Regions from separate parts of the Homo sapiens genome. Here region 1 is linked to region 2. Evidence: chromatin contacts called from ENCODE Hi-C data. All regions are on one chromosome and are shown on one strand. Each heading gives the region's core, a stretch centred on a gene start or an enhancer-like site at or near the end of the contact. The rest is flanking DNA. Distances are from core to core; before and after follow the strand shown. Region 1 has its middle 15 kb from the start of CXCR4. Region 2 overlaps MGAT5 (alpha-1,6-mannosylglycoprotein 6-beta-N-acetylglucosaminyltransferase).

The links. A loop is a pair of places that touch in the nucleus more often than their neighbours do. Pooled maps may share reads with other maps.
Region 1: a pooled map shows a loop between it and region 2 (15-fold over the local background). The contact joins two enhancer-like sites. A Hi-C loop is called at or near these places in 5 of 37 single-sample maps with no recorded cell type and 5 of 50 pooled maps.

The regions. Positions count from the first base shown.
Region 1 is chr2:136,131,488-136,134,774 of GRCh38, forward strand. No RefSeq gene overlaps it. Among named protein-coding and RNA genes, the nearest start is that of CXCR4, 15 kb to the left of the region's middle. Within about 2 kb of position 1,489, at least 11 of the 41 ENCODE cell types and tissues checked have a DNase peak (open chromatin) inside an H3K27ac peak, as active enhancers do.
Region 2 is chr2:134,281,599-134,284,976 of GRCh38, forward strand. All of the region lies in intron 2 of MGAT5 (alpha-1,6-mannosylglycoprotein 6-beta-N-acetylglucosaminyltransferase), which reads left to right. Among named protein-coding and RNA genes, the nearest start is that of MGAT5, 29 kb to the left of the region's middle. RefSeq lists an enhancer at 771-980. Within about 2 kb of position 1,558, at least 6 of the 41 ENCODE cell types and tissues checked have a DNase peak (open chromatin) inside an H3K27ac peak, as active enhancers do.

The DNA.
Region 1 (3,287 bases), core at 239-2,738, 1.8 Mb after region 2:
CCCAGTTACCCAGTAGGCCGAGGCACGAGATTCGCTTGAACCTGGGACACGGAGGTTGCAGTGAATCAAGATTGCACTACTGCATTCCAGCCTGGGTGAGAGAGTAAGACCCTGTCTCAAAAAAAAAAAAAAGAAAAAAAAAAGCCAAAAACGAATGTTGTTCGTCAACAGACATTACCACACTACCAGCACGATTGGCTTTCATCTGGTGGTTCATGAAACTTTGTGGTTGTTAAAAGTGATCTTCATGTTCCGCAGAGGAAAGGCAGCCCTAAAGGGAATACAGTTTTTGTCTGGTGCCCAGAGCCTATCTACCCCTACTTGGGCTGCCAGAGAGTGGAGCTTGGGACACGACCAGTGTGGAATAGGATGGAAAAAATATTTCTCTGTACACTGATCACCACACTGCTTGCAGCAGGGAGCTATCAACCGAGAACCAACTACATAAGGGGGTTGTTATTTGTGGAGGAGCTTTCAGGTCCTCTAAACCTACCTCCCACTCTCGGCAGGAATCCCTTATAGAACCTCCCTGTGGGATGAACGTTAGCTTGGCCCTGATCCCTGCATTAACAGGTAGCGCTGTTTACTATAAAGTAAATTCAGATTCCAGGACCTCCACCTTGGTTGTTTCTGATTTGGCAGGGTTGGGGCGGGGCTTTGAGCATTCGCCTTTTCAAATAATGCTCGAGGTGATTCTGATGTCAGCCAGAGTTGAGAGAGAAGATTGTTATGAAAGGACACAAATACCTCATCACGGTGCTTTTTGTTTGTGAAGTGCTCACTAAGGCGTGAACAGCGTCATGGTGGGGCTCCTGCAGGCTTTATATTTATACCCCGTTTCTTATTTCTCACACCCACTCTGGTAGATAGATCCCTATTTCAAAAATGAGTGAATTAGGGTTCAGGGAAGTGAAACCTGTGTGCCGGCTGGGGACTGACAGTTGGAACCCCAATGTACAAATGAAACCAGGGAACAGTGGGTGTGACGAGCACTTGAGGAGCGACAGAGAGTTATGACCTCGAACCCACAAGTGAGACTGCAAACACAAGTAGGTGGGAGCCCAGCGGCAGGAGACTGACACTGCTGGAATCAGGGAGGGGGCAGTGCTGTTTAAGAGCTTCTGACACACTCAGTTCCTCCCTTCATCCTAAGAGACCTGGGCTCACTAGCAGAGGGGCTTTGGCAAGTTACTTGATGGATTAGGGCCTCAGTTTCTTCATCTGTGAAGTGGAGATAATAATAGTGCCTGCCTCCTGCTGCAAGTCTAGTCATCAGTATCATCAACATTGGTGGTACACCTGCTGGGTACCAGTCCTGGGGTGGGCGTGCTCCTCTCTAGAAGATAAAAGCCCATATAGAGACTATGGTGGAAGGAGCAGGACAAGAGAATCAGAAGCTCACCTCATTCTTAATGTGAAGAGACATTAAGATCAGGAAAGCCAGATGCTTGATGTTCTCTCTCATACCCATAGCAGATGGGTGCCTCACTGGGTTCCCCCAGAAGCTGATGGTGAGCAGGGGGGTGGCAGCCACTTTTATTTTCTCTTTTCTTTTCTTGTCTTCTTTTCTTTTCTTGGATCTTACTCTGTCACCCAGGCTAGAGTGCAGTAGTGTGAGTATGGCTTATTGCAGCCTTTAACTCCTGGGCTCAAGCAACCCTCCTGTCTCATCCTCCTAAGTAGGTGGGACTACAGGTGTGTGCCACCATGCCCAGCTAATTTTTGTTGTAGAGATGGGGTCTCACTCTATTGCCCAGGCTGGTCTTGAACTCCTGGCCTCAAGCAATCCTCCTGCCTCAGTCTCCCAAAGTGCTGTGATTGCAGGTGTGAGCCACTGCACTCAGCCAGCAGCCACCCATTTCTTACAGCTGCTCCAGTGTGAGGGGGTAACAAAAGGCTGCTTTCAAGGCAGCAGCCCAGCCCCCATGTTTCCTGCCTGGTCCCTGAGGAGTGCACAAGTGATCAGGAGAGATTCTTCTTTTGGTCACAGGGATCTTAATGATCACTGGGACTTGGGCTGTTTAAGATGTCACTTAGAAGTTCAAATCTACTTCCAGATGGCTTCCAAGCGAGGGATGGCCTCTACAGTGAGGCCAATCATGTGGTATATTCTTACCTAAGTGGGCCTTGCTGCCCTGCACAATGGCATCTCGGCCCATGGGCCAGCCTCGTAAGGTCTTTAAACCTATGACCACCAGGTGATCTTCTCTGGGGAGCAGCAGAACTTCCATGAGTCTGTCCAGGGATCTTATTTAGAGATGAGTCATACTTTTCTACGCTGTCAGCTCTAGGTTGAAGTAGAATGTACCAGCAACAGACTAGGATGACCTCGCAGCTAGCTGTCCATAGGAATACACCTCTTCTTTCTTCCAACCTCTCAGTTTCCTGGCGTTTCCTCTAAGTTAATGTCTTGCTAGAATGGTTTGAGTTGACATTAACTGTCTGCTATGTTTTATGCAGCACATGGCCACCTACCAAGTGGCACTTTCCATTTTGGGTATGGGGAGCAGGGTATATTTTATACCTCCAATCCCATTGTTCTTTATGAATCTTTGTTCCTTCACCCCTCACTTCCCAAATCGATCACTTTGCTTCTTGATTATGATATCCCTGTGGGTGAACCCGTAGATAGCAGAAACTGAGCTGTCTCTGCTGTTGATAATTTTAGCTCTTCTTGGAACTCCTTTCTTTTTGCAAATGCCAACCAGGTGTCCCCAAGTAAGAGATGATACTTGTTTGTTTGGTAAAGGCACCCAGATAAGAAGAGTCAGAATGAACAGCTCCAAAAGAGAAGTGGTTTCCTCGGTCACCGACTCACCACATTAAACATTCACCCTGGCTCACTGTCTGAAATGAGTCAGTGGTCCTTTCAGAATTCCCTTTACAACAGTGTTTCAAAGAAATCTGTGACTGAGGTTGCAAATCATTTTTTCTTCACTGCAGCTGACTATTTTGCATTTTCCCAAGGTGAAACTCAGCCTGTCTTTTCAGGTGTTGAGAAAGAGAGTCAAAACTTCAAAGTTGAGGGGGTGGGGGTGCGGGGTGGGGGACCCAGCTACCAAAGGGAAGCCCGAAAGCACTCTTTTCAAGGATAGGAAAACACTCACCAACGTCAGATTCTAACACTGAGCTGAGTGGTTTGCTATGTGCAGCTTTCTAGTGGCTTGGATTTTTCTTTCCTAATTTTTTTTTAAACCATCATCCTCTGGTTGCCATCATCCTCTTAGCATTCCTGACCTCCCAGAGTTTGGCCTCACTTGATTTACCGAATATTACCTTCCGGCTCC
Region 2 (3,378 bases), core at 308-2,807:
ACAGAAGGAATTTTCTCCTGTCACAAGGCAGAAGTTGTATGGCTCCTGTGCTACTTGTCACAGCAAACTTAAGCAGATCCAGAAACTGCCTGACCCTTTACTGTACCTTCCCACTCCAAAATGGGGAGGGGAACTCCTGTGCGGGAGTGCTCAGCTCTCAAGGGAAGACAGTCATTAACCTGTCTAAACTCTATGTTAATAGAACCTTCTCGATAATTGCTTTCATTAAGTGTGGTTAATGTGAACAGTACAAGTTATAGCAAGATTTGCAGAAGAACAAAGTAAATATTTAAGACTTTATTTCAGGATGCAGTTGGGTCGAGGCAAGGAGAAGATTAGTAGAAGCTGTATCTGATGGTATCTGAGGTTGAAACACAGTGAACCTCTTGGCAGAAGTGCCAGTCATTTCTCATCAGTGGTTCACAGAATCCTAACTCTGGGGAGGCAGATGGGTGTCTCCTGGAGATGGTTGTGTGTTCAGGTTTTCTCCTTTCGCTTCTGGCCTCTGTCAGACATGAATGACATGGTGATGAAGATAAACTGCCTTCCCTGTACTGCCCAGGAATGCAATGAGGATTAAGAAGGTGGCTTTTAGCCTGTGTCTATGCCACATGGGGAGGATGGTTGCTCCCTGAGGGCAGAAGGCCATTATTAGCAACTGAGTTGGCCAGGAGTGTGTGCCATGCCGGGCTGGGTGTACGGAGCTGTCAAGCCAGGCACCTGGGGATTAATTTAGCATGGGTTTTCATGCCCCCGGGCTACCAGTGACCATACAGCCATCATCTCTACCTTTGAGTTGATGTGTATAACTGAATAATAGTGCTGTGTTTTCAAAAGGAAAGGCTTAAAAAACAGTGCTTCTGTAGTACAAGGAGGGATGCTCTGCTGAAAATCTGGAAATTACAGCTAAGCAAAAAGATGAAAATACAAAGTAGCTGTTATTCTACCACCCAGAGATCGATTTGTTTCTTTACTAACAGATACGGCAAGTGCCTGTTCTGTGCCAGGCACTGTCTAGGCACTGGAGATAGTGATGAGCAAAACCATCTCTTCTTTCTGGAGATGACACTCCAGCAGTGAAGGCAGATAGGAAACAAATACATAAACACATCTGGTGAAAAATGCTTGAGGAACAGCAAAGTAGGGTAAGAAATTAGCGAAGGAAGTGGGTGCTGTTTCAGGTTTGAGGCTTGTCAAGAAAGCCTCTCTGAAGAAGAGAGATTGAGCAGAGACCCATATTATTGAGTGAGGGAGGCCTGGGGTTCTCCAGCTAGCTGCCAGCAGGATCAGTCTGTACAACAGCCCAGGGCACATTCTTCCTGGGTGCATTTAAGAACCACTGTTGGGCCCTTTTAATTCTAATACAGAAGGTGGCCTATTAAAACCAAAACCGAAAAAAAAAAAAAGGACCCTTTACTGTATCATCTGTCATTTATGTTTCTGCTAGGCTCAAACTAGACTTTTGAGAGAGCAGTGTTGGAACCACAGAAAGGTCTGGATGTGTTAACGCATTGGTTCAGCATGTGATGAGACTTGTGTGCGCAGTACAGACTCAGGCTGCTGGGGTTCAAGTCTGAGTTCCACAGTGGTGCAACTGTGGTGAAGTCATTTAGAGAGGTTAAGTCTCAGTTCTCTCATCTGTACAGCAGAAACTAGCTCATGGGGCCACATGAGAAAGTGTCTGTGGAGGGAGGGCTGGCACATGGTTAAGTGCTCAGGAAATACTGGCTGTTGCTATAATTAACAAAATGTGGTTTTGGCAAATGGTTTTAAGAGGGTCTGTATGTGCCTTTGTTCCATAAGTTTTTAACCAAAACTAAGGAGCCTCGAAAATTATGTTAGAGGCACCAAATGGGGAGCAGGTTCTAGTCATTCATCAAAGAAGGGGCTAAATAAAATCAAGATTTAACAGAAGGATCACACATTTGAGGTAGGGTTTGGAGTTTCAGTCATGAAGTCGGTGCACAGTTTATATAGGGTTCAACTTCTTGTCTGTAGGTGCCTGTCTCTATTCACATTTAAAGCCATTGTTGAGGAATGTAGTATCTTTTTTTTTTTTTTTTTTTTTTTTTTTTACAGAAACTCTTCTCAGTTTGGAGAATGTGGGTGTGTGGCTTTGAGGCTTCAGAATCCCACCGTGAAGTTGTCATTGGTCTTCATGGTTATTTATGAGGCTTGACTTAAGCTGGGTCCTGTTCTTAACAGGAGAACGATACAGCTTCCCCCGGCCGCTGGGTTCTCTTTCTGTGATGCAAGGATACATCGCTGCACTAGGCTCTCTGAGAAATTTGTGACTGGCTAGCAATTAGAGTTGAGAATGTAAACTGGCCACAGATTGAGGAATTCCAGGCTAGAGACTGTGAGCCCTAGTGAAGAAATGTAGGGTCAGGGCTCAGGAGGCTGGGATTAAGCCCACTGCTGACAGAATTGATGCTGAGACCTTCAGCACATCACATTATCTTTGTTTCCTCTTTCAGATCCAGAGATTCATGAGCTTTTATAAGTGGAAAAGATTTAGATGTTCTAACATTTCCTCCAAATGGGAGATTGCAACTTTCCAAAATCCTTGGTGGATGGTTCTCCAGATTTATCTCAACAGTTCTAGTGCTGGAACTTTTAGCTGCCATACTGTTGAACTTTAGTGGGCCACATTTACATAGCCTGTGTCAGGGGTCAACAAACTGTGGCCCATGGGCCAAATTAGTCCACTGCCTAAATTTATAAATAAAGTTTTATTAGAACACAACCTTGCCCATTTGTTTACTTACTGTCTGTGGCTGCTTTCATGCTACAGCTGCAGAATTTAGTGGTTGTACAGGAGACCATAAGGCCCACAAAATTGAAAATATTTCCTATCTGGCTTTTTACAGAAAAAGTTTGCCAACCCCTGGCCTAAATGAATGGTGCTGTCTGGAATGCAGTACATAGTCTGCATGCAACCCTGTGTGCTAAACATATTAGATTTGTAAAGTGTTCATAAAATAGAGCAAAAAAAAAAAGCCACTGTTTATGGAGAGATCGCTGTGTCCCAGACACAAATAATAACTTTAAAATACTTTATTAGTTCTTTCCTCAGAGCAAACCTGCAGAACAGTTATCTCAATTTAAGAGGATCAGGGTAGGATATGATGTGTAATCTACCCAAAATGGTGGCAGTCTGAGCCAGGGTTCAGATCCTGGCTGGTGCATCTCTAATGTGCCCATTTAATCTGCCACTGCTGGGACAATCGCATTTTATTGTGCATCACACCAGAAGGTCACGTGTGGCATTTTTAAAGATGAAAATAGTTTAAGGCTCAAGAGTGGAAGGTAATCTAAGAGTCCACACCTTTCTGGCCATTTGGATATTGTTGTAAATGTTTCAGGTGTTAAGCATAC